Linked DNA regions of Homo sapiens: region 2 is linked to region 1. A link is a loop called in an ENCODE intact Hi-C map of the cell type or tissue named here. Cell type or tissue: CD4-positive, alpha-beta T cell. All regions are shown on one strand. Links, peaks and the distances in the headings refer to the core of each region. The heading gives the core; the rest is flanking DNA. Region 1 has its middle 38 kb from the start of TAS1R2. Region 2 overlaps PAX7 (paired box 7).

Evidence for each region. A loop is a pair of places that touch in the nucleus more often than their neighbours do. Peaks named below come from ENCODE experiments on the same cell type or tissue, not always from the same donor. Only the 100,000 strongest peaks of a DNase experiment are listed, where the experiment ranks them.
Region 2: it touches region 1 in a loop (5-fold over the local background); 7 of 110 quality-filtered maps call a loop at or near these places.

Annotation. Positions count from the first base shown.
Region 1 is chr1:18,816,082-18,826,889 of GRCh38, forward strand. No RefSeq gene overlaps it. Among named protein-coding and RNA genes, the nearest start is that of TAS1R2, 38 kb to the right of the region's middle. RefSeq lists enhancers at 1,425-1,925, 3,622-4,131, 4,132-4,641 and a silencer at 4,820-4,998. In CD4-positive, alpha-beta T cell, for the core only: CTCF peaks have their summits at 4,857 (motif pointing left) and 5,076; a DNase peak (open chromatin) is centred at 4,870; H3K27me3 peaks cover 1,163 bases.
Region 2 is chr1:18,672,391-18,688,727 of GRCh38, forward strand. The region is part of intron 4 of PAX7 (paired box 7); the gene reads left to right. Among named protein-coding and RNA genes, the nearest start is that of PAX7, 50 kb to the left of the region's middle. In CD4-positive, alpha-beta T cell, for the core only: CTCF peaks have their summits at 9,172 (motif pointing left) and 9,374; a DNase peak (open chromatin) is centred at 9,181; H3K27me3 peaks cover 715 bases.

The DNA of each region.
Region 1 (10,808 bases), core at 1-8,000:
ATTATTATTATTATTATTATTATTATACTTTAAGTTTTAGGGTACATGTGCACAATGTGCCGGTTAGTTACATATGTATACATGTGCCATGCTGGTGTGCTGCACCCATTAACTAGTCATTTAGCATTAGGTATATCTCCTAATGCTATCCCTCCCCCCTCCCCCCACCCCACAACAGTCCCCAGAGTTTTATTCCTACCATATGTGTGTGAATTTTCTATTTTATTCATGACTCCTGAAAACCAAGGGTCGTATTTATTTTTCCCCCAAATTTGCTGACACAAAACACATGCTGCTTGTTTAACCGACAATTGAATTAATCAGTCTTAAGCTTCTCTGTCACCATCACCATCATCAACATCATCAGCATCACTTCGCCCTGTCAACTGCCCCTGCATCAGGAAAAGCACCCACAATGGCCATCTTCATCCCCTTCCTCCCAAATGTCACCATCATCATCCCCAGGAATAGTAGCAGCCCTGGGGCCATCACCACCAAGCTATCATCCTAATGATGTCATTCCGCGCATGGTCACTCAAAACCTCACGTGGGCCAAGCACTGCGCTAAGAGCTCTCCAGGCATCTTCTCATTTAATCCTGACAACAGACCTAGTCCCAGCCATGCCCCAATGGAGTAGGTACTCTTATGGTACCTGCTTTACAGATGGGAAAACTGAGACACTGAAGGGTTTCTTGGATGCCTAAAGCGATAGGGGCAGGAGAGGAGCCCAGGTTTGCCTAACTCCAAAGTCCATTTTCTCAAACATGCTTTGTACCATCACCCCAAAGCCACAGCAAAATTGCCATTGTTTCCACTGCCAAATAAGCAACCAACATCAGCATGAGTATTTTCATTACCGCCATCATCAACACAGTCACCACCACTGCCAAGAGCTGTCACCTTTAGCCTCACCACCATCAGCTCCACCCACCCCACCAGCCACATGAGCATTCTTTACATTTTGCTCAGCTGACAGCCCCCAAGCACCATCACACATCAGAGACAGAAGAGAGACAGAGGAGCAGGCTTGGCCCCTGGCCTCAGAGAGCCTATTTCCCCTCCCCTCATCACGACCATTCCTTCCTCTCCCAGCCTCATCACCCTCATTACACAAAGGAAGGCCTGGAGCAGACCCATTCTCTTCCTCATGATTGCGGGGAGGGACATTGTCACGGCCAAAAGATCAGGCCTTTGAGTGGCTGTACTCAGCAAACATTCATCCGATAATTCATTCAATTCACTAAGCATTTATTGGGCATCACTGTATGAGCCCAACAGCTACAGAAGTAAAGAAAACAGAGAGGGCCTACTCGGATGGAATGAGGAGGACAGATGTCAAATAAATCACTACAGGAGGGATGGGGTGCCAAAGAGATGAGTTGATTGTAAAAAGGGGTGAAGTGGAACAACCTAGCCTAGTCTGGGAAATCCAGGAGGACTTCCTGGAGGAAGCACCAGCTAAGCTGAGACCCCAGTGCTAAGTGGAAGCGAGCTAGGCAAAGAGGAGAATATGCTGGGGCTACTAGGAAGGCGTTCTGATGGCAGGCACAGCATGTACAAAAGCCCTGAGCTGGGAAAGACTTCTGCTTTTAGAGCAACCAGAGGGAACCTAATGTGGCTGATGCCAGGTGACACGGGAATGAGGAGGTGACCAGAAACTGAGGAAGCCCTGCCAGCCTCATGGGGAGTGCAGCGGGGATGGCAGTGGAGGGCAGGGGGGCAGCTCTCGCGAGGACTTGGAAAAACAGCACCCAGCCCCGGAAGAGAGGGCATGGGCAACCCAGCGTGAGGCCCAGAGGAAGGAGCCCAGAGGGCCAATGGGGGCTGATGAAATGTTATGGACGGTGCTGAGCGATTATGCAGAGAGAATCGATTGCTCGGGCTGGTGCCTGCCTGGCACAGAGACACAAGCGCTGAAATGTCAGGCCTGTGATCTGAGAGTGCCACCCGGCAGCCGCTGAGCTAGACAGCCCCCACGGGTGCAGACCGAGCTGCGGGTGTGCAAAAAGAAATCCCAACGCCCCCCAGATGGAACTGTTGTCCTGGCAGGGCTGAGGCAGCAGGGATAGGGACGGGGCATCTCAGAAGGTTCTGGAGAGGAGGGGCCGGGTGGACCTGCTTTTCTCGGTTCTCGTGCATGCAGATAGCTCAGCTCCCAGAGACGCAGGCAGGAAGGGAGGGAGGCAGAAAGGCTGGGCCCCGTGCTAGAGAGATGCGTCTGCAGATACATTCTAAACATGCAAATCAGAGAAGGGAAGGGGCACTGGGAGACTTCCAAATGCCCACTCCCTGGGGCACAGTGTAGGGTGGAGGGAGGGCTGGAGGGAAGGCAGGTGGAGGGGGAGCTGAGGGAGGTGGGGGGGAGCTGAGGGAGATGGAGGAGGAGACCATGGGACCTCACGTGAGCCTGACCCCCTCCTGGCCATACCCCTGCCCCCAAAGCCACCTCTCTGCAGAACGGACTGGTTCCTGCCTCCCAGCCAAAGAAGGCTGGGTAGGCTGGAGCAACTCCCCAACACAAGCATCCTGAGCGCCTGCTATGTGTTACAGGCTTTCCCAGTTCTCAGGGATTCTACAGGGAGAAAACTGCCGTTAAGAGACTTCAGTGACTTGTGCCAGGCCATATGGGTCACTTAGTGATCAGCAAGATCACAACAGCTCTGACGATGTGACAGGCACTGCACAGAGCCCTCGCCTGCTCCATCCTGTTTCATCCTCACTGCTACCATCAGGTGCTCTAAGAAGCATCATTACCGTCATTTTACAGATGGGGAAACTGAGGCTCTCAGAGAAGCAACTTGACTGAAGTCATCCTGCCAATAACAGACCAGCTAGAATTCGAGCCCTGAGCTGGGATAGAGGGTCTATGCCTGGAGACCTCACTCCCAGGCTTCACAGTGGTAAAATAAGTCACCCCAGGCATAAGAAAATAAGCCGGGGAAAGAGCCTGCTTTAGGGTGGGGCCAAGGGGAAGGGAGAAACCAGGTAGAGGGCTTGCTCAACGGTACGGAGTTCAAATCACAGCTTCCCAGGCCCCCCGTGCCCTAAACGCACCGGCTCAGGGTGGCTTTTTTATAGAATCCCTGCCACATCCTGGTCTCCTTCTGCAGTCATTGGTCCCCATAGAGCATTCTCCACATTGCATCTGGTGATCTTTCAAGCACGAATCAGATCGGGTCCTCTCCTGCTTAAATTCTCTGGGTGACGTCCTGTTGCCCTGAGAATGAAATCCTGAGAGGCCCTGCCCCATCCAGCTCCTGCCCCCTCCCCATCCCTCTGTCCGGAAGATGCTTTCCCCAGAACCTGCTGCGGCTGCCCCTCCCCGACAGCCTCCCTCCCTGGCCACAAGCGGCCCCAGCCCCTGTCTGTCCAGTCGCCCCGGCCATTCTTCACAGCACTTACCTCACTTACTTCAGTCTCGGCGCTTCCCCGCTTCCCTTTATTGTGGGAATTTGGGCTTGTGCACTGGAGTTTGGGCTTCATGAGGGTGGAGAGCTGGCCTGTCCTGTTCCCCATGGCACCCCCCAGTGTCGCATAGTAGATGCCCAATAAACATTTGTTTAATGGGGAAGGGGCAGTGCCCAACAAGGTCTCTTGCATGCTGTCAGGGCATAGCATGCCTGGGCCGAGCCCGTTGCCTGGCAGATAGGGAAACTGAGGCTCTGAGGGGCTGACCCCACAGCTAAGGGCAGAGGCCAATGCTCTGAGGGAGCACTTAGCTCCCAAGCCAGGATTTTCCACTGCCCCAGGAGTCACGGGCTCCCTTCCCTCCTCTCATCCTTGCCACTCTCCCCTGCCTCTCCCCACCGGTGATCACCAGCACCACGTCTCTCCCTCCTGCCAGGCTGGCTTGAGGCAAAGGTGATTTGCTGACAGGGCCTGGGGCTGGACTTAGGTTCAACACCCAGCTCCGCCACCTCCTCGCTGACTGACCACAGGCAAGTTCCTCTACCTCCCCCAGCCTCAGTTTCCTCCTCTGTACTGTGGGGACGTCAAGGGTTGTTAGACGAGAGTGTGTGTGAGTGGAAAGGGCCCAGCAAGTGCCTGGTGCCGAGGACACTCATTTAACCCGTGATGAGAGTGGCAGTGCCATCTCCCCGCAGCTCGTGAGGACTGGCGCGCCCCTCCCCGATCCGGGCCAGGGTCTCTGCGCACTGGGTCCACCTGCTTCAGCCTTCACCCTCCTAACAAAGAGGTTGGTTGGTCTTTCCAGCCTGTCTACTCACACCCTCCCTACTACTCAAACCATTCATCATTCCTCCTGCTTCCTGTCCCATCAGCCCAGCCAAAAGGTTGTGATTACCACACAAGCACACGCACGTACCAAACACACGTGTGCACGCAAGCACAGATGCCTGTATGCACAGTCATAGACGCACACATCTCCCCACACACAGCCAAATAGTCGCCCAGAGGGACACGGCGTTGGGGTGCTTAACACGCACCCCCTCGCACACCCGCGTGCACACACGGGTCTCCGTGGGCACTGCGTACACACGAACCACAGACACTAGCACCTGTGTGCCTGCATTCACCCACACAAACCGCCCTGCTTTCGGCCCTTGCCTCTCTCCGACACCTGCAGCCTGGCAGACCCCGTGCCGTAGAGGTGACACAGAAACACACACTGGGTGAGTTAACAGTCGGGGCTGGCATTTGGCACCACACTCTGGATAGACGGGAACAGCCTGCACGCATGCACCTCCGTGTCTCTGCATCGTGTGTTTGTGTGTGTGTGTGTCTACCCAAGCGTCCAGCCTTGGGCCTGGAAGAGACGGGACTTCAAGCCCTGCCCAGCACTTCCAAGCACGGAGCCCCTGGCAGCGGCTCAGCCTCCCTTTGCACAGGAATGGGGCCAACAGCACCATCTGCTGTCAGCTTCTGGAAGTGCCCTGCAGAGAGCGCACACCTGGCTCTCGGATCAGCTTTCCAGAAGGACCTGGGCTGTGGCCGCTATCCTGACAACAAGCTGGGCCACAGGGACATCCCCAGTCCAGTGAACTAGAATGAGGCTGGTCTTCAGAACCACCGGGAAAATTTGTGTCCAAGTTAGGGACCACTCTCCTTGCGTGGATGGGGAAACAGGCCCAGAGGCAGGGAGTGACGGGGTCCATTGGTTGGCCCAGGGAAGAGGATCATAGCGATTTCATAGAGTTCTTGTTCTCCAGCTCCTCATTTTGGTTCATATCTTGACTGTGTTTCATGTTTTGACAGGCAGGGCACTGATTTAGGGGAGCCGCCCAGGAGGCAGGCAGGCTGGGGTGAAGTGATGGGATTCGCAGGTCCCCTGCCCACACCAGGCCTTGCCCTGGACAGGAAGGCCCGCTGCAGGAATCCTGTTCTCAGCCACACCGAGGTACACATACCTGACGCCCTGTGAGAAGGGCTGTGGACGGAGATAGGGAGGCCGAGGCAAGAAACAGCAAACGGAACGAGCGATGAGGAAGGCCAGGCCACAGGTGGATGGGGAGATGCTGAGGTCCTGCTGTGCTGGACTGAATGCAGATGGGAAGCAGCCTTAGCTTAGAGATGACCTGATCCAGATTGGGAGACTGAGGCCCAGGGAGGAGGGGTGACGGGCCCAAGGTCACTGGAGCCAACAGCCTGGCTAAGAATCGATCCAGGTCTTCTGGTTCCCAATCCAGAGCTCTTGCCTCTCGCGTGACTGGCTCCTTCCTTCCCCTGGGTTAAGAATTACTCTTTCCAGCGGAGCAGGGGCCGTCTTTTCACATCCCTGGCAAAAGTGGCTGAGATAAGCCCTTAAAGAGTCTGAGAAGCTCCCCCTCTTAGATCAAGAGGATCTAGGGAGCCTGGAGGCAGAGGAGACCTGGGGACTCTACCAGTTTCCTAAGTTCAACTCTAGGCCAACCCCTATTCCTGCCTCCCTTTTGTTAATGCATACATATCATGGACCGTTGGGGTTAAGAATTCACAATAATAGTAGTCATGATGCTATGGACTGAATGTTTATGTCCCCCAAAAATGCATCTGTTAAAATACTAATCCCTAATGTGATGGTATTGAGAGGCAGCGTCTTTGGGGGTGATTAGGTCATAAGAAGGGAGCCCTCACAAATGGGATTAGTGCCCTTCTTTTTTTTTTTTTTGAGACGGAGTATCGCTCTGTCACCCAGGCTGGAGTGCAGTGGTGCAATCTTGGCTCACTGCAAGCTCCGCCTCCCAGGTTCACGCCATTCTCCTGCCTCAGCCTCCCGATTAGCTGGGACTACAGGCGCCCACCACCATGCCCAGCTAATTTTTTGTATTTTTAGTAGAGACAGGGTTTCACCGTGTTAGTCAGGATGTTCTCCATCTCCTGACCTCGTGATCTGCTCACCTCGGCCTCCCAAAGTGCTGGGATTACCGGTGTGAGCCACCGCACCCGGCCCTTTTTTTTTTTTCTTTTCTTTTTTTTTTTTTTTTTTTTTTTTGAGACAGTATTTTGCTCTTGTTGCCCAGGCCGGAGTGCAATGGCACAATCTCGGCTCACCGCAACCTCCACCTCCCAGGTTCAAGCAATTCTCCTGCCTCAGACTCCTGAGTAGCTGGGATTACAGGCATGTGCCACCACACCTGGCTAATTTTGTATTTTTAGTAGAGACGGGGTTTCTCCATGTTGATCAGGCTGGTCTCAAACTTCTGACCTCAGGTGATCTGCCTGCCTCAGCCTCCCAAAGTGCTGGGATTACAGGCGTGAGCCACCAAGCCCGGCTGGGATTCGTGCCCTTCTAAAAGGGACCCCACAGCGTTCTCTCACCCTCTTTCCACCATGTTAGGATATAACAAGTCAGCAATCTGCAACCAGAGGAGGGCCCTCACCAGGACCCAACTATGCTTGCACCCTGAACTCAGACTTCCAGCCTCCAGAACTATGAGAAATAAAGGTCTGTTGTTTATAACCCACTCAGTTTATAATATTTTGTTATAGCATCTGAAGCTAAGACACATGATAATAGTAGCTACTGTGTGTTAAGTAGCCTGGAGACATCTCCCTGCAGTGATGGATTATTCTTATTTCATTTACAGCTAGGATAAGCCCAGGGAGGGGCAGTAGCTTACCCAACATCACAACACCCCAAGTGGCTGCAGCAGGATACACCCTGGGACACCAGCTTCAAGTCCAAGGCCCTCCCCACTGCTCCTCACCACTACATACAGGACAGGAAGAGTTTGTGTCCTTGAATTTGTTCAGCAGTATCAGTGCCCGACTGCAACAGGGGTACAAAAAACACAGAAGTTCATTGAACAAGTATTTAGTGAGCACCTACTATATGCCAAGCTCTGTCCCAAGTGCTGAGGGTACAGCAGAGAATAAAACAGACAAAACTGCCCTCTATTGGCAGGGGCATAGGGGACAGATAAACACAATGAGCTAGCAAACACGTATCCTGCCAGATGGTGACATGGGCTGTGGCGTAAAGTGGAGTATGGAGGGAGGATAGGGAGTGAGGGTGACGATACGCAGAGGGGGCCTCAGGAAGGTGTCACTGAGAGGGGAATGGCTGAGCAGAGGCCTGAAGGAGGTGGAGGAACCAGCCAAGTGAGTGTGCTTCTAGCAGAGGAAATGACCTGTTCAAAGGCCCTGAGGCAGGCCCATGGTTCATGTGTCTGAGAAACAGCAAGGAGGCCAGTGCCGCTGGAACAGAGGGGAAAGTAGATGAGATCAAGGAGGTTACCGGGAGACCAGGTAGGGCCTGTGACAAATCTGGCTTTTACCCAGATGAAATGGGAAGCCATTTTGAGCAGAGAGGTAGCAAAATCAGACTTGGGTTTTAAAGGGCACTTTGAAAGTCGTGTGGTTGTATTCATCCGTTTAATACTTTTGCATTGCAGATTAAGTTTCGTATTAGTTTGTTCTCACTCAGCTATAAAGAAATGCCTAAGACTGGGTAATTTACAAAGAACAGAGGTTTAATTGGCTTACATTTCTGCAGGCTGTACAAGAAGTATGGAGGCTTCTGCTCAGCTTCTGGGGAGGCCTCAGGAAACTTACAATCACGGCGGAAGGTGAAGGGGAAACAGCTTTGTCTTACATGGCTGGAGTAGGAGCAAAAGAGAGAGATGGGGGAGGTGCTACATACTTTTAAACAATCAGATCTTGTGAGAACTCACTCACTATGCAGTACCAAGGGGAGATGGTGCTTAACCACTCATGAGAACTCCACCCCCATGACCCAACCATCTCCCACCAGGCCCCTCCTCCAACACTGGGGATTACAATTTGACATAAGATTTGGGTGGGGACACAGATCCAAACCATGTAAGTGGTTAATAGATTTTACAGGGCCAAGGACAGAAGCATGGGGGCTACTGAGGAGCTGCCCAGCACCCAGGGGTGATGAGCTGGAGAGTTAGGCTAAGGTTGTCAGGGTGGAAGAGGTGCAAAGTGGTCAGATCTGTGAAATGTTTTTGAAGGTAGACACACACACACACACACACACTCATACACACACACACACGGGAGAAGCCTGTGAGCCACGCTTAGCTGTAATGGGACCCGCCATACCTGACCATCCATGCTTTTTCATGCAGTACCCAGTGATCAGACTACATAGGTCAGAGAACCCGTCAGACAAGCTGATGGTGATGCCTGGCAAGGCTGCTCAGGGGGCCTGGCGTGGTTTGTCCACTTCACTCTTGCCCCACAGCAGTGCTTGTGCCACTGGGAGAAACAGCTTAAATCCTCAGCCCTTGTCCAGCCTCTTCATTATGCAAGTGGGGAAACTGAGACACCAAGAAGCAAAGGGACTTGACACTCAGGGAGTCAGAACACAGGCACAGTCTCCTGACTCCCTGTCCAGTGCTCTCTCGTACCACAAGCCCAAACTTGCCCCTCAGGACTGGGTGACAAGGACACAGGGGCTTGGTCAGGCCTGCACAATCTTTTCTAGAGAAGGGGGTGACGGTGAGGGGCCTTGGCCTCCAAACTTCATCCCCACTTCACTCCATCCCACAGGCTGCTCTGCCCAGCCAGAATGTGGGTGAATCCCCTAATGACCCAAATCTGACAAGGAGCAGAGTCCGTATGTTGCCAGCATAAGAAAGGACAAAAGAAGAAGCCTTAGCCTTTGGCCCCTAACTGGAGGCTTAATGAAGGCATCCAGCAAGAAAGGAAAGGGTCAGCATTAGTATCTTTGTCAACATCACCACCACCACCATCACCATCACAATTACCAACATCACCACTACCACCATCATTATCACCATCACCATCACCATTACCAACATCATCACTACCACCATCATTACCACCACCATCACCAACACCACTACTACCACTACCATCAACACTACCACCATCATTATCACACCACCATCACCATCTCCAACATGGTAACCACCACCGCTATCACCACCTCAATACAAAAAACAACACCATCATCACTACCAACACCAATACCAATACTCTACCACCACCACCACATCACCATCGCCATGACCAACATCACCCCTACCACCGTCATTATCACCATCACCATCACCATTACCAACATCATCACTACCACCATCATTACCACCACCATCACCAACACCACTACTACCACTACCATCAACACTACCACCATCATTATCACACCACCATCACCATCTCCAACATGGTAACCACCACCGCTATCACCACCTCAATACAAAAAACAACACCATCATCACTACCAACACCAATACCAATACTCTACCACCACCACCACATCACCATCGCCATGACCAACATCACCCCTACCACCGTCATTATCACCACCACCATCACCAACACCACTACTACCACTGCCATCAACACTACCAACATCATTATCACCACCACCATCACCATCTCCAACATGATAACCACCGCCGCTATCACCACCTCAATACAAACAGCAGCAACACCATCATCATCTATCAACACCAATTCCAACACTCTACCACCACCACCACCACCATCACCATCACTACCAATATCATTAGGATCTCTAACACCATCACCATCATCATCACCACTAACACCATCAATACCATCAACACCTCTTCACCCTCATCACCACCGTCACTGAGCCAGATCTAGTTTGGGTTGCACTGGAGAACAAAGAGGACCCCCTGTAGCTAACACTGAAGCCAGAAAGCTTCCCAGATAGACTGTGCATGGGCTGGGCATCTGCCCCGGGGAGAGCCAAATGGCTATCGGTCGTCAGGGACATGGAGCTGGAATGGCAGGAGATGGGGTTGAGTTAGGACTGGGGAGTAGAGGCAGCAGACACGAGTCTATCCAGGGCAGCCAACAGGCTGGCTAGGAGAAGGAGGGACTAGGGAGTCTAAGGAGTGAGAAGGCAGCTGGCAGCTGTTCGGATGGAATGTCAAAGAGGGAAAGAGAACAGCCCCTACAGGAGCCCGTTCATGAGGTGAAGAGCAGGCCAGGAGTGGGTGGAGTGCAGCAGGCAGGTAAGCATAGCCCAGTTGAATGAACATCACCATTACACCTCCACAGCATCCCACTCTCTAGCACAGCCATGGCCACCATCACCATGACAACCAGCCTGAACAGCACCTTCCCCATAGCTATGGACTCTCTCACATCCCCCAGTGACCACCACCACGACTGAAGCAGAGACTGCTCTTGCCCATCAGCAGTCACTGTACCCTGCTGCCTTCAGAGCTCCCAAGTTTATCTGGGCATAGGAATGCTGTTGCAGGTTGGCTTGCCCTGCAAGCAGACCCTGAGATGGAGATCAGCAGGCAGATGGGCTGGGGGTCGCCCTTGGGGTCAACACACGTGTAGGAGCAGGAAAAGAAATGGAATTGGACAAAGGGACATGCTGGCTTCATGCCGTCTC
Region 2 (16,337 bases), core at 5,137-13,136, 140 kb before region 1:
AAACATGTAACAGGAAATAAATGTCCTCAGGATTGTAAGGGTGCGCCATGCACCCACCCAGCAGAACCATGGCTGGCAGGAGGTGTGTGTCCTTCCATGTCAATTTCAGGAAACACGAGGTGCAGCATCTTCCCAGGATATGCATCCCTGTCTCAGATGCAGTGTCCCCTCCTGCCAAATGCGGCCCTAGACTGGAGAGCACTGTGTTTTTTTTTTTTTTTTTTTTTGTGAGACTAAGTCTCGCTCGCTCTGTCGCCCAGGCTGGAGTGCAATGGCGAGATCTGGGCTCACTGCAACCTCCGCCTCCCATGTTTAAGCAATTCTCCTGCCTCAGCCTCCCGAGTAGCTGGGATTATAAGCATGTACTACCACGCCCGGCTAATTTTTGTAGTTTTGGTAGAGAGGGGGGTTTCATCAGGTTGGCCAGGCTAGTCTTGAACTGACCTCAGGTGATCTGCCTGCCTCAGCCTCCGAAAATGCTGGGATGACAGGAGTGAGCCACTGCATCTGGCCAGAGCACTGGTATTTTATGAAGCCTCTATCGGGGCTATTTAGAGCAAGCACAGCACGGCGCTGATGCGGGGAAGAGGAGGTAAAAGATTGTGGATGCAGCAGCACTGGCACATGCAGAGCTGCAATTTCCAAGGCCTCCTCACTGCCCTCCCTTAGTGAAAGGGAGTTGGAGTGGCAAGGGGTCTGTAGCGTGGGTTCCGACTCCCGATGGGCCTGGGTTCAAGTCCTGACCCAGCCACATATAGCTGTGTGACCTTGGATAAATCACTGCCCCTCTCAGAGTCTCTTCTTTAGGACTGGTTTAATATTGATGCCTACCATCTCTGAGCGCTTGGAATGATGACAATTACGCATGCAAAGCTTAGTACCTGGCATAAGGCAAGAGCGTCATAGACACCCGTTACCACTGTTTTATCCCCATGGAGAAGACCACATGCTCTTCAGAACTAAGAAGCCCAATCCCACACGGTCAGCTCCTTAAGTGAACACATTTTTGTCCACTCCCAAATATCTAGAAGCATGACTTCGTGCCCTGTCAGAACCAGTGTGTTTTCAGATTGTACCACCCCCTGCTAGTTTAATGTAACTAACCTATGGTTGGCCACATTTTTGGAAAATAACATTGTTTATTTGATCAAGATTCAGTAAACTGGGCTCAGAGCAATAATTGTCCCAGGGTGCGAGTAACAGATTTTATTTTTATTGATCAAAAAAAAGTTTTTATCTAAAACACATCAAACTTTTAAAAGGCGTCAACAGCAGGATCAAATTGGATTTTAACTCCTTTAAAAAGTGGCTCCTTCAGGAACCCATTCCAAAGATGTCCGACCCTTTGCAGTGAGATACTCAAACCCCAGGGTGGATGAGGGATTCCACGGGCAAGGGAGGTTATTTTGGAGCCATAATGAAGACACTGCATTTGCATTTGGGGGCCCTCTGAGCAGCTGAGACATCTGGAAGCAGAAGGGGGAATTCGACGGAATATCTGTGTGTTGGTTTAGAGTGTCAGTCCTCGACCTCTTGGAACTGTTCAGCTGGCTAGCTGGGGCTTCCAGCGTGGGGCCAGGTGTCTGGTGTTGCATAAATACATCTCTAATGAAATTATTGTACAAAACAATCCTAACACACTCACCAACAATCACGTTGGCTTGAAGAGCAAACTATTTGGAACATTGCACCTTATTGCACAGATCTGGCCATATAGGAGGACGCAATTCTTTGACTCCTTCAACAAATGTCTGTTGAGCAATTACCATGGGCCAGGCCCTCTTCTGGGCATTGAGGATAAAGCAATGAATAAAACAGATAAAATCCTTATCTTCTTGGAGCGGAAACAGGGTTCCTCCAAATAATTCAAGAGGGGAGGCTGGAAGACAGCTCATGGAGGAGGTAGGTGTCCGGTGTGGTTCCTGACTTCAGTCTTTTAAAGGCCACTCTCCTGATACTATGACGGCTCTTTCTCCTTGCAAACACCAGTGACACACCTGATTGCTGAACACAAAGGAAAAGATGGTGAGGAGAAACGGGACTTAGGGAAAGAGCCAGGGTGGAGAAGAAGAGGTGAAAAGAGGTGAGTTCAGAGCCCGGAGCAGGCAGGGAGGCAGGCTTCCAGGCTGTGGTCTGTCAAGAATCTGATGGCACAGCCACCATGGCAAGTTGCAGGAGCAGGCACAGAGAAAGAAGTTCCTCCTCCAAGCTGGCCCCCTTGGCATCGTCTCCACCCTTCCCATGTGAAAAAGATCCAGGGCTTTGGAGCCACGAGGGGCTAGGGCATGGCACCGCTGTCTGTCCCCCTTTTTCCACTGTGCTGATGGGTGAGAGGGGTTGTGTGTTTCTCCCCAGGCTCTTGCTCCCTTTCACAGAGCAGCGTGGTCCTGTTTATTTGCTGATGCTGGTTTTCTCTGCATTTCTATAGAACAGTGGTTCTCAAATTGTGAACCACCCCCACCAACAGCAGTGGCAGCATCATCTGGGAACTTGCTGGGAATGAGACTTCCTAGGCTCCCTCATGGGGCCCAACAACCTGTGTTTCCAGAGGCCCTCTAGGTGATTCTGATGCTGCTAACACTTGACAGCTGGTCTAGAAGATGTTGGGGAGGTGGCTTGCTTTGCTTAAAATGCATTCATTGGCTTCGGTGTCTGCCCCACCTGGGTTTGGATGGAGACTTTGCTGCTTAGCATCTGAGCAAGTCTGCACCTCTTTTTGAGTGTTTGAAAGAGTCCTCTTCCCACGAGATGATTGTGAGGGTTCTATGAAAGGATGTAGTGCACGATGACTTCCTGGGACATAGTGGACCCTCAGCAGCCCCCTTCTTTCCTCTGTGGCTGCCTTACCTGACACACGCCCACCATGAAAAAAAGCCGAAAGTGTCCAATAGGCACGTGCCGATCGCCTTGGAAAAATCAACCTCACCAACTCTGACAGCAACAGAACCACAGCATCTTAGAATCACAGAATCTTAAGATGTTAGAACCAAAAAGGGAATATTTAGCCCCACCCAGCCTACCCAGTTTTTATGGGTGAAGGAACAGAGGCTCAGAGAGACCACCTACCTGGCCAAGGTGACATAGCATGTCAGGGCATCTCTCCTCTCCCCAGCCCAATTGCATGCCGGTGCTGTCCTGGGCTCTGGAGGTGGGGTAATTAATACATCAGATACAGCCCAGGACCCCTTCTCAGGCTGTCCCCCCAACCCCACCTGCTGTCCTGCTCTCTGAACAGCTTTGCAGAGACTCTTAGCCAGGAAGCCGAAATGAGCCCCCGGCTGCTTTTTGTAAACAGCTTTTGAAGTCTCATTTTCTGTCGCAGCTCTCATAACTAGCTCAGAACGGGGCTCATACCTGTGTTCGACCCCGATGTGTTGAGTGAATTCATATCTTGAAGGCATGGCTCTAAGTTCGAGTCTCTCTTTCACTTCTTCTCTTGGTGGTGTCTCGGGGGCCAGGAGTCCCGGCAGCGGGGAGATGCAGCAGGCCCCAGGGTCGCTCCCCTGATCAGGGCAGGTGACAGCCCTCACTTAGCCTCCCATCTGCCCACCAGCATCCCTGCACCAGGAGCTGGCTCCAAGCCGGGGTCCGCTCAGGACCAAGTTTTCCAGGGTTGGGGCATCTGCCTGACATAATACGTAACAGTAATTAAGAAATAAGCCACCTCGCCCAGCTTCACAGCAATCATTTGGCTAAGTAACTACCATGGTCCAGTGCCTCAAAAATCACCATTAGAGTACGCTCCTTATGGCCATAAAATTTCTCGTTTTCTGCCTTTCACCAGCCTCCCCCTGCCATCTTCGCCTTGCTTTATTTATACATTCGTCCTCAAACAATGGCAATAAACTCTTTCCCAGAGTGTTGCAAATCAGAAATTTGTCCACATTTTTCCACCACCTTCCACTGTGGACCTGCTCTGCCTGGGAACGGCCCATCCAGGCCAGCTGGAGAGGGCTGGGTTGCAGTAGATTGATGGGGGCACGACAGGTTGGGGTTGCTGGGGAGAGAGGGTGGGGAGGGGGGCAGCGGGAGAATGCACCATGAAAGGCCTCTCGCTGCCCAGCGACCAGCCGGAGACACAAGAGGCCCATGAGTGGCTGGGGGAGGGGAGGGGAGGGGAGGGGAAGTTGGGGGAGGAGAGGGGAAAGGAAGGATAAGTCTTCCCCACCCCCTTCTCCTAAGAGGAAAAGAGGGGGATTGGGGGATCCTGGGAGGCAGGGCAGGCCCCAGGCAGAATGGGAGGGTGATGAAATTGGTCCTTCCCCTCCCCCACAGGAAGCAGATGATCTCAGGGTGTCCTGTAGCTCATGCTGCACACGCAACTTAGGATCATAGTCCCTTCTGAAACTCCTCACCACCCCCACCAGTCAATGATCCTTTCTCCAGCAACAGGCATTGTTGAGAGCCAGCCCCGCTGTATGCCTGGCACTGTCCTGAACCCTGAAGGTGGAGTTTATCCATCAGATACAGCCCAGACCCCTTCTCAGGGGGCTGTTCTTTGAGATCCAGGAAGACCCCTTGGTTTTAGGGGTAGGGAAAATGCAGCTCAGAGAGGGGTTTAGAGGTGAAGTCAGGGACAAACTTCAGGGTTTCAACCCCAAGCCCCCTCGTCTTTACAGCCAGCCCACGGGCTCCTGGGGGATGCCCCTCTGGGCAAGGTGAAGAGTCCTCTCATCTAAATGGGGCATGCTAGCTGACTGTAGGTGATTTGGGGGACACTTCCGCCCTGACAACTCGTGTTTTAATCTGGCATTCCTGGAGGCAGTAGCAGGGGAAATAACCAAGTTGATGGCTTTGGTGTTGGTGTCTCCAGAGGGTGAAGTCTGTTTCATAGGGTGGGCTTCTCAGGTGGAGATCTTGTTTCTAAGGGGGGCGGCATGGCCTCCATTACAGCAACTGCCCCAGTGGTGGGGGTGTCAGGCTTATGTTTCCAGTGATCCTGCTTGACTTTCTCATCAGCACTCCAGGACCGGCGCACAGCAGACCCATCTTTCGGAGAGTGGGTCTCTTTCATGGTGGCATGATCCTGAGACCCCTAGTTCCTGTTGCAATGAACATTCACTGCTGTAGCTTTTGTTAGTGTGGTTTGTGAGGCACCAGTGGGTGCTTGGTGAACACCTGTTGGGCACATGCTTCTCTGTACACCTTGTTAGGTGCACAGAATGTTAGGTTTCAGAGTTTTCCTGGGAGGCCTATTTGAAGGAAGATAGAAATGTGGGGATAGACGGGAAGCTGGAAGCATAGAAATAACTCTGGAGGGAAAAGAAACTGGCACAGAGTCCTGGGAGAGAAGCTGTGACTCTGGGGAAGCTTAATCAGTTCTCCTTGCTGTGTGTGTAATGATGAGGGTCCGTGGCTTCTTTATTTAACTGATGGCTGCAGTTCCTTTAGACTGTGATTAAAAGCATTCTAGCCAGGCGCAGTGGCTCACGGCTGTAATCTCAGCACTTTGGGAGGCTGAGGTGGGCAGATCACAAAGTCAGGAGTTCAAGACCAGCCTGACCAATATGGTGCAACCCTGTCTCTACTAAGCATACAAAAATTAGCCGGGCGTGGTGGCATTCTCCTGTAGTCCCAGCTACTCCGGAGGCTGAGGCAGGAGAAATGCTTCAACCCAGGAGGTGGAGGTTACACTGAGCCAAGATCGTGCCACTGCACTCCAGCCTGGGTGACAGAGCGAGACTCCGTCTGAAAAAAAAAAAAAAAGAAAAAGAAAAGAAAGAAAGAAAAGAAGCATTTAGCCGGGCGCAGTGGCTCACGCCTGTAATCCCAGCACTTTGGGAGGCCGAAGCAGGTGGATTACCTGAGGTTGGGAATTCGTGACAAGCCTGACCAACATGGAGAAACCCTGTTTCTACTAAAAATACAAAATTAGCTGAGCATGGTGGTGCATGCCTACTCAAGAGGCTGAGACAGGAGAATCGCTTGAACCCAGGAGGCGGAGGTTGCAGTGAGCCGAGATTGTGCCATTGCACTCCAGCTTGGACAACAAGAGCAAAACTCTATCTCAAAAATAAAAAAAAAAGTGTTCTAGAATGATAGGAACTACAGAGCTGTTCTTAGTTACCCTGCCCTCGAGTAATGCCCGATATAAGAAAAAATAGAGTTTCCATCCTCGAGGAACTCCCTGTCTTATTGTAAAGGCACCATCTCTACCCTGAGCTGTCCTCAGTTTGATGGGGAGATGGACTTTCCACACATATCCACTAAAAGCTAATGATTAGTCTCCAGCAGGAGTTGATACCAAGGGCTGAGAAGATGGCACAGGCAGCAAGTGCCACAGGGATTCAAGCAGAGTTCTCTGGATGTGGTAGTCCTGGAGGGCTTCATGGATTATGTGGCCTTCATGTCTAGATTGGGAGGATGGTGGGGTTAGACAACAGGAACTAATTTGAAGCCATCATCCCAGGGCACAAGTCGGTATGGAGGCTGGAAGTGGCTCTGCAGGGTGGGCATGTTTGAGCCTGTGCAGGAGACCTGGCATGGCACGCTCAGAAGTGCCCATCGCGATGGTTAAGAGGGCTCTGGGACTGGCTGCCTGGCCGTCACGGTCACTCTGCCATTGAGTTACTTAACCCCTTTGAGCCTCAGTTTTCACACCTGTAAAATGGGGCTAATAGAAATACTGATGAGCATTGTAGTGAGGTGTTGTGATTTGCTACAGGAAAGGTGCTTCGTAAGGTCAAAGCACACCAGCAGCGGTTTGAACGCTTCTTCTCTGTGGCCTTCACACCCAGCCCCACTGGGGGATGCTGCATGGGTTCACAGAGCCCCATCTTCAGGGTAGAGTGAGCCCCAGGTTTAAGTCCTTCTTCATGGCTGAGCCCGGAAGCAGGGAGTTACATGGACAGAGGGACGAGGCCCAAAGCCATTTTCCATCTCCACCTCCAAACAACTTTCCAACTGGACACAGCCCCTGTGTCTCCCAGGGCTCCAGCACTGAGGAGGGGTGAGGGCGTGGGGAGGGGGAGAAGGAGGGTCCCGCAGGCTTGGCCTCTCAGGCATATGGTCCTTTCACAGCCGCTTTGTGGGGCGCGGATGGGTGGTCAGGCTGCCTTTTCCTTTCCATGCCGGGCAGCTTCATCTGGCCACTGGAGCCCCAGCTGCTGCTCTTTCCCCTCTGCTGATTTTGAGACCTCTCCTTAGGCCTCCCCTGCTCCAGCTTCCTGGGCGTCTGTCTTCCTCTGGCCCCTTAGTGCCTCTAGCATTTATGCTACAGCTGAATCACTTACCTGAGACCACCTGGCCCCCTCTTCTCTGTAGGTACGTTTTGCATCCAGGACAGATTTCTGGGAAAAGGATGGGATGGGATGGACGTGGGGTCTGTAGGCATGGCTTGGGGATCTGCAAAGCCTCCACCGTGGAAGAATAAGGAAAGGATGACAAAGGCATGTTCATTCATTCAGTCAGTTGTTCATTCATTCAGGCATTTGTTCATTCATTCATCCATGCATTCATTCCTTGCCTTTGTGTTTTGCGCCAGGCAACTGTGCTTGCCTCTGAGGGATACAGAAGTAAAATAGGTCCACACTACATGGAGGGGCCAATAATAACAATAGCAGCAATAATAATCGCTAACATGGATTGGGTGCTTACTGAGTACCTGGAACTGTTCTTGCCTTGCAGTAATTCCTTTCATCTTTGTGCATGACAACTCTGTGGGGTTGGTACTATTCTTGTCCTCATTTTACAGATGAGGAAATTGAGGCCCAGAGGGATGAAGTTACTTTCCTAGGTTAGTGGGGGGCTGGGACAGTTGTATCAAGGGTACCTCTGTCTGTGTATTTCTCAAGGTTCCCACCCCTGGAGCTGCATCAGTACCCTAGGGAATAGGCAGGATGGCAGCTCTTATTCCCAGGGGGATGGATAAGCAAATAGAGATTCCAAGAGGACAAGTGACAAGTGACATGCTCAGGGTCACACAGCAGGTCATGGATGAGCCCAGAGTGCCAACTCCCCACCTGCCAGGCTTCTGTTCTGAAGGAGAGGAGAGACTGGGTCTGGGATTGGTGGCTGGCAGGCTGGCCAGCCCAGGAGCGCCTGTCACACACAAGGCTGGGAGCTCAGCCTCCATCTAGTTTTCCTCACCTCCCCTCCTCCTTTCTGTCTCCCATCACTCTCACCATTTAGAAATAACAAGAACGAGGCTCAGGACTTAAACATACCCAGGAGTTATGGCTGGTAGGAGGCAGATTCCGAACTCAAACCCAGGTCCGTCTGACCTCACTGCCTCTACTCTTCTCACCTCTCCCCCAGTGCCAGCCCTTGCTACCTCCACCACACTTTGTAAGATAGGACCAAGCGGGCAAGCCCTTCAGGAGCAGCATAGTGACCTCTGCTCTGCCCAGCACAATCGTTGCTCTCCCTGCTGCTTAAATAACTTGGATGAGTAAATGATTGAAATAACCCATGAGAGAAGTGAATGAGAACTAGTGAGTAATTTCAAGATGGACTTAAAGTCACAGGAAGAGTGTAAAAGATTTTGAGCCGGGCGCGGTGGCTCACGCCTGTAATCCCAGCACTTTGGGAGGCTTTGGGAGGCTAAGGTGGGCAGATCACCTGAGCTCAGGAGTTCAAGACCAGCCTGACCAACATGGAGAAACCCACTCTCTACTAAAAATACAAAGTTAGCCAGGCATGGTGGCACATGCCTGTAATCCCAGCTACTCGGAAGGCTGAGGCAGGAGAATCGCTTGAACCTGGGAGGCGGAGGTTGCGGTGAGCTGAGATTGTACCATTGCACTCCAGCCTGGGCAACAAGAGCAAAACTCCGTAAAAAAAAAAAAAAAAAAAAAAAAAAAGATTTTGAGCTGAGCTCCTCATAGAGTGGGCCTGCCCCTGCCCCCAAGGTGCCCTCTTAAAATGTCCCACCTCATCCTCCTCACTAATTCACAGCTGCCACCCCTTCCAAAACTCCATATTAGCTGCACAGGACACCAGCATGTTAAAGAGACCAAGTTAGAAGGGTCCTCATGATATCTTCAACTTCAACCTCTTGCTTCATCTCCCATATGTGCTTTGTGCTTGGTTCACAGCTTGGCGCAGAAGAAAGAGCTCTGGGTCTGCCACGAGAATACAGGGCTCTGAATTCTGTCCATGCAACTACACAGTACCATTTCCAGCAGTACTACTTCCTTCTTCCTAGAAAGGCTCTTTCCTGGCAGGAATGTATACACAGTGCCCTCTAGTGTCTAAGGACAGTACCATGCTGCTAGCAGAGAGCCAGGATCAGAGAATGCCCCACTGCAGTTTCCCCTTGCATCAGATTTTGTGGTGCAAATCATCTACCTAGGGCTTAGAATTTATTTTATTTTATTTTATTTTATTTTATTTTATTTTATTTTATTTTATTTTATTTTATTTTTATTTTTATTTTTTGATACGGCGTTTCATTCTTGTTGCCCAGGCTGGAGTGCAATGGTGCAATCTCAGCTTACTGCAACCTCTGCCTCACGGGTTCAAGTGATTCTTCTGCCTCAGCTGGGATTACAGGCATGCACCAACATGTCTGGCTAATTTTGTATTTTTAGTAGAGACGGGTTTCACCATGTTGGTCAGGCTGGTCTCGAACTCCTGACCTCAGATGATCCACCCACCTTGGCCTCCCAAAGTGCTGGGATTACAGGTGTGGGCCACTATGTCCGGCCGGGCTTAGAATTTTAAAATCCGGCCTGGTGGGGTTCGATGGGAGCTCCCTGGAGAAAAAGTTTTGTCAAGTTTTGTGAACAAGGTGAGAGTCCAACTCTGGCTTTCCTAAAGACACTCTCCTCCCTCCCTCCTCTCCTTGAGTTGGGAGAGTGAAATTGAACCTGTGGGGGTCTCTCAGTCACTGGGAGAGAGTGTAGGATTTGGAGTCAGACAGAGCATATTTGGATCCTCACATTGCCAATGCTTCCTAGCCCCCAGGAGGCCTCTGGGGCAGCCAGAGGACCTGGCCATGGAGCCTGAGGCCTAGGTTCTGGTTAGGGGCCGGTGGGACCCTTCAGACATCAGCATGGAGGAGTCTTGCCCTTTGCCAGCTGTTGGGCCCCATGGAGGGGGAGGAGCCATGTTGCCCCCTTTCTAGAATCTCCTTCGAGAAGAAGCAAGAAGTGTTCTCCCTGGATCAATGCCAGCTCACCCTGTCTTCTTCCCAGTGGAGAACTGGGGATGGGAGGAGCAGCCTGAAGTGGGCGGGACTCCAGCCCTAGAAAACCCCACATTAGAATCCCACCCTGCCACCTTCTGGCAGTGGCCCTGGGCAAGTCCCTGAGACTCTGAGCTGCCACCCCCTCCTCTGGGGCCAGCAACTTGGTGGTTTAGCCTTGGTCCAAGGGCTGGAGATAATGGACTCCCCAGATGTGCTGTGGCCTTAAGACATTCTCGGCCCCTCCTGGGTCTGCCTGGGAAGGGGAGAGAGGAGGTGCTGCCGGGCTGTGGGGGCGGGGTAGGCAGGACCTAGGGAGTTGATGGAGAACCCATCTTTCAAGGACTGGTCTCAAGGGGAATATGCAGAGCCCCCTCCCTGCTCCTGTACCCTCACTCAATCCCCTTCTCCACCTGTCCCTGCACAGCTGCCCAGCTGCCTGGGTGGGGCAGGGCACCTGGCTGGGGTCCCTGCTCACCAGGACAGGGGAGTACCTGTGTGGGGGAAGTGGATGGGGGTCAGGAAAGTGGTCAGCTACAGCCAGAAACCAGAGCAGGGCCAACTGGTCAGGCGGTTGACTCAGTGGCTCTATCCAGGACCTGACCTCCCCTCCACCCATCTCCCCTGCACCCCCAGAGTAGGGCTGGGTTGATTTCACCTTTGAACTCCTAGATACTGGGACTGAGTGAGCACACAGACACATTTGAAATGAATCAAGCGTGGATAGTTTTGCTCTGTCTCAGCAATGAGAATGCAGCTATGGATACCTTAGACCCAGAGCACCGAGGAAGGCTTACCTGTCCCCGGCACTGTTGTTTTTCTAAATTTCGTTTTCTTTGAACATTCAGTTGTTACCAACCCAGCACTACTTTATGTGCCGTAAGATACCAAGTCATTTTATCATCCATTCATTCATGCAACAAATATTTGAGTGTCCACTTTGTGCTGAGCATTGGAGATTCGGCAACGAATCAATGAATTTGAATGAATTTGGACAGTCAATGCTCTTGACTATCCAAAGGACAGTCAAGAATGCCCATTGGCCGGGTGCGGTGGCTCATGCCTGTAATCCCAGCACTGTGGGAGGCTGAGGCGGATGGATCATCTGAGGTCAGGAGTTTGAGACCAGCCTGGCCAAAATGGCAAAACCTTGTCTCTGCTAAAAATACAAAAATTAGTCCGGCACGGTGGTCGGTGCCTCTAATCCCAGCTACTCGGGAGGCTAAGGCATGAGAATCACTTGAGCCTGGGAGGCGGATGTTGCAGTGAGCTGAGATCAAGCCACCGCACTCAAGTGTGGGCAACACAGGGAGACTGTCTCAAAAATAATAATAATAATAATACCCATCCTTGTGGAGTGTGCGGTGGGTGGTGGATGGGTGCTGGGGACAGATGACAAAACAGAATACATAGCACGTCTGTGATTGTGCTGAGGGAGGGTCGAGGGTTTCTCTGTTATTATCTGTGTTTTCACATGTGGGGGCCACAGAATCCAGCCAGACTGAGCCCGGAGTCTGTGCTCCTCAGTGCCCGCTCTTCCTGGCCTGACCCGCTGCAAACTGCAGGGGTTCACCAGGCCATGAGGAGGGTGGGACAGGGCATGGGCAGAGGGCACAGCCTTTGCAAAGCCCTGCCATTGCTGGGGAAGAAGGTGGTGGCTGGAGTCCAGGAAGAGATGGGGTGGGCGGATGCCAGGACAGGTTCCAAGCTAACAGGGACTCGGGATCTCCTGGCCTCAGTGCTGGGCCAGCTGCATGAGAGGCGTGAAGGGAGAGGAGGGGATGAAGGACAGTGCTGGCTGGGTATGGTGCCCAATGCTGAGATGAGCTCCCAAAAGGAGTGTGAGCAGAAGAGGTGGACTGTAATGGGACGCTTCATCCTCTCCTGGGCCCCCAAGGAGGTTTAACTTGGATTCCAAGCCCCTGCCTCTCAGTCTGCTCCTCCGTCGCCCTGTCCTTGTGTGCAATCTGACTCCCGCAGCCACGCCCGAGCCCCGTACACCGTGCGCTGGTTACAGCTGAGCAGTTCCCTCGGAGGAGCAGGGAGGGCCCTTGCCATGGTCCCGGCTTGCCGGGCCCCCAGCTGAGCTGTAAATGACTTTTCCATTTTCTGAGACCTGCGCCCAGGCCTGTTTGGTATTCAGAGACGCCTGGCCCACACTCGCCAGCTCTCAGCTCTGCCCGAATTACTTGATTAAAACGCATATCAACTATTATGTGATTCGTTTCTCTGCCGCAGCTCAACACCGGGGCCTATGTTAAACTGTAAGAAAAGCTGGGTTGGGAGGCTGCGGGAGAGGGGAGCGCAGAAGCAGGGGTGGGAGGGTTTCCGGAGGGTGTGAGGGAGGCTGAGAGAAGGACCCCAAACCTCAGGGCCACTGCCGGCCTCCACTGATCCGGGATGGGTGATTTAGAAATGGGTCAGCTCCTGGTCCTCTGTGAGCTGGGTAGATTCAGAGATTGTGGCCACCTTATTTCAAGGCTTTTCCTCTGGCAAAAGAGGGAGGAGGGAAAGGTTGGGGATGGAAGAGAAGCCACGTTGGTTTTCAGGACCAGAAATGGAATTTTCCATCACCCGGGAACTTGCTGTAGCCATATTGGCCTTCTCCGGGCTGGGAGTCCTGAGTCCTGGGTTTACTTTGCAGCCCCACTGCCCTGAGACTCCACTGAACATCTGTAGAATGGGGATAACACTGCCTGCCTTCCCCTCCCTTTATTGGGAGAAACTGTTGGGACAACAAAAGGGCTTGTAAACTGTAGAGTGTTGTGTGCAAGTTCGGGGGGTGACTGCTGCAGTGTGTCAGAGTTTAAGAGAGACTTTGCCAAGCTCTGTCAAGCTCTATTCATTCAAGAGGCCTTTATTGAGCACATGCTGTGTCCTAGGCATAGTCCCTGCCGCACTCAAGGATCTCCCAGACCAGTGAGACCCACAGACCCATAAACAGTCTAGTTCAGTGTCTCCTGATGAGCTTTGAGAACGCCAAGAAAGGGAACTGAAATCACCTTGGATGGGCCCAGGAAGCCTTGCTGGGGGAGGTGGCCCAAGAGCTGGATGGTGCTGGGTGAGCACTCCCAGGAAGAGGGAAGGCACTCTGAGCAGAGGAAGCTCATGTTCAAAGGCGTCAAAGCAAGACCCACCTGGCTCACTCACTCACAGAAGCCATGAGTGGCTGGACAGGGAACTGTATGGGATGGCAAGGTGAGTGGGGACACATGGGCAAGGCCCATAGTGGTTGAGGCCTTGCTGGCGTGGCTGAGGCTTCCTGGCACATGCTGGCAGTCAGTGATGGCTTCCAGAGGTCAGTAGCTGTGAAAGGAGGCTTTGAAGGGAGAGGCAAAGGCTGGGGGAGAGATGATGGGAGCTGCCCCCAGCAACCTTCCATCCATCACCATCACCATCACCATCACCATCACCATCACCACCATCACCTCAGCCTGGGCCGGACTTTGCCCGGCCAACTTGCTCCTGCCCACCCCAAAGCTTTGACAACGCAAATGGCTCCCAGCACCTTCCGCCCCTCATTCTGTCCTAAGGCTCTGCTGCTTTAACGAGCCACAAGCTGCCTTGATGTTTTACGTCTGTCCTGTGCCCCGGTTCATCTGGCAGTGTTTCCTCCACTGGACTGGAAAATCCCCAGGACAAGGTGATACCTCCTCCATCTGACTGGGAGCTTCCTAAAACAGAGGCTGTTTCTCCCCCATGAGATTGGGAGGTCTCTCAGGTAGGAGCTGCAATTCTCCTTTGCTCAGTATGGACTGCTCCACATCCCTGACTAGAGACAGGATCCAGGAACTCAGAGAAAGCATCTCTCCCTGTATCCTTCTCTTTTGGGGCAATCTCCAGACCAGCACCCCCTGGGACCATCCCATTCCTTAGCTGTTTGATAGTGCGAGGGCAGGAGCCCAGGCTGGCCATGAGGCTGCTCCCCTACTGCGTACCCCGAATCTGGCTGCCGTTTAATGAATGCGTTCCCATGTTCACTCCCCCCACGTCCCCCTCCTCGAACCAGCTGCCCAGGCTTCACCAAGGTACCTGCTTTTGGTACACAGAAGACTCAGCCCCAACCAGCAGGGCCTCTGTGGCCAATTCCACCTAATCCTGTTGATTAATTTAACTCTGAGGCTAAAGGATTTCCAGGGGTGGGGAGAGAGAAGGGCACCCCAAGAGAGTGGGGGTGCAGGAAGCTGAAGTGAGGTTGATGTGGTGGCATTGGGGCTCTTTGTGTCTTCTCACACTGCTTTGACCCTGTACTCCCCGCCCCGTTTCCTTTTCTGTCATCACCACCGTCATTGTCCTCATCATCAACAATAGTAATAGCCTTCATGGGTCCTTGAAGTTGCAAATTACTCCTATCATCTTTATTTTATTTTATTATTATTATTATTATTTTTTGAGACAGAGTCTTGCTCTGTTGCCCTGGGGGACATGCAGTGGCGTGATCTCAGCTCACTGCAACCTCCACCTCCCAGATAGAAGTGATTCTCCTGCCTCAGCCTCTCAAGTAGCTGGGATTACAGGCGCATACCACCATGCCCAGCTAATTTTTGTATTTTTAGTAGAGACGGGGTTTCACCATGTTGCCCAGGGTGGTCTTGAACTCCTGACCTCAGGTGATCCACCCGCCTCAGCCTCCCAAAGTGCTGGGATTATAGACATGAGCCACCACACCAGGCCCCATCATCTTTATCTCATTCCATTCTCAAAGCCATCCAGGGAGGGAGGCATACAAGGGTGTATTGTTATCTTCATTTTTATAGCGGAGAAAACCAAGGTCCTGAGAAGGGGAGCGACTTGTCCAAGACCACACAGCTAGGGAAAGACAGAGCCCACAAGCCAGGTCTCAGGCTGCCGAGACCAGGATTCCTGATTAGACCGGGGCTGTCCCAGAGGACCCTCAAACTCCTTCCCAATCTGTCCCTTCCCGCCAATCCCTCTCCAGGGCTCACTGGCTGTGTGTCCTCCATCCAAGTGACTGAACCTCTCTGAGCCTCGGTATACCTATTTGTAAAAGAGTCAATAGTCCCTGCTTCACAGACCTATGAAGGCTGGCACAGAGGTTTCTAAAATGGGGGTCTCTTCCCCTGAGCTTGGCCAAGGCGGGTAGTGGATGCTCTTTTTTAGGGGTTGAAGTCACAAACAAACTGCAGTTCTGTTCTCTTGAGATCTCTCTGGATCTCGGTGGGCAGTGAGACAGAGCTCTGCCCTCCCCACTCAGTGTCCAGAGGGTTGTTATGGCAACCTCCAACATCCAAGAGGATCATGCCAGATCCTTTCGGACAAGAGAGATCTGTGGGCCCTGCTTGGCCTTCCCCAGTCTGGGCTTCGGTCTGGGCATCTCTCTGGATCCACGGAGTTCCCCAGATCCCTGCAGAATAAGGAGTGGGAGGGACAAGGAGACAGGAAGGAATTAGACCCAGAACTCCATGGTGAGTCTAGAAAGCTGCAGGTGACTTGCAGGACCCAGGGATCAGCTGAAGCATGGGAGGGCACTGGGGCCCGGGGCTTGGCAGAAGCACTTGAATTTTATCTCTCAGTGGCATAAAGCAAATGTTGGTCCTTTGCTAACTGCAGTCATGATTTTGGTCACAACTCTATATCTTGTCCTATTATTTCCTTAATATTTTACTATATCTAAAAGCACCTTTAAAAAACTAATTCAAGGATACTAATGCTCTTATAAATGGAAAATGAGTATCATTTCCTGTAAATAGATGGGAACCATAAAAACCATAAATAGCATAAAAACAAGGAACGTTGTTAAATTCTACCTAGAGACTAGCACACGGGAAGTTGTGAGCGTGGGGCCTGCCCTCTCTTTGTTAAGAAGAGACAACAACTGTGTTAATGACTGTATCGGATTGTGCTGGCCTCAGTGGTGGCCACCAGCCACGTGTGACTATGCAAATTTGAATTACAATTAAATACAATGAAAGACGAAGTTCTTCAGTTGCAGTAGGGAAGTTTCAGGTGCTCAAAACCCCATGTAGCTAGTACTGCCACATTGAACACTGCGAATCTAGAACGTTTCCGTCATCGCAGAAACTTCTATTGGACAGCACTGCTCTAGAACTGAATGGAGACTCAGTCAGATTAGTATTTCCAGGCCAGGCATGGTGGCTCATGCCTGTAATCCCAGCAATTTGGGAGGCCGAAGCAGGCGGATCACCTGAGGTCAGGAGTTCAAGACCAGAGTTCGAGACTAGCCTGGCCA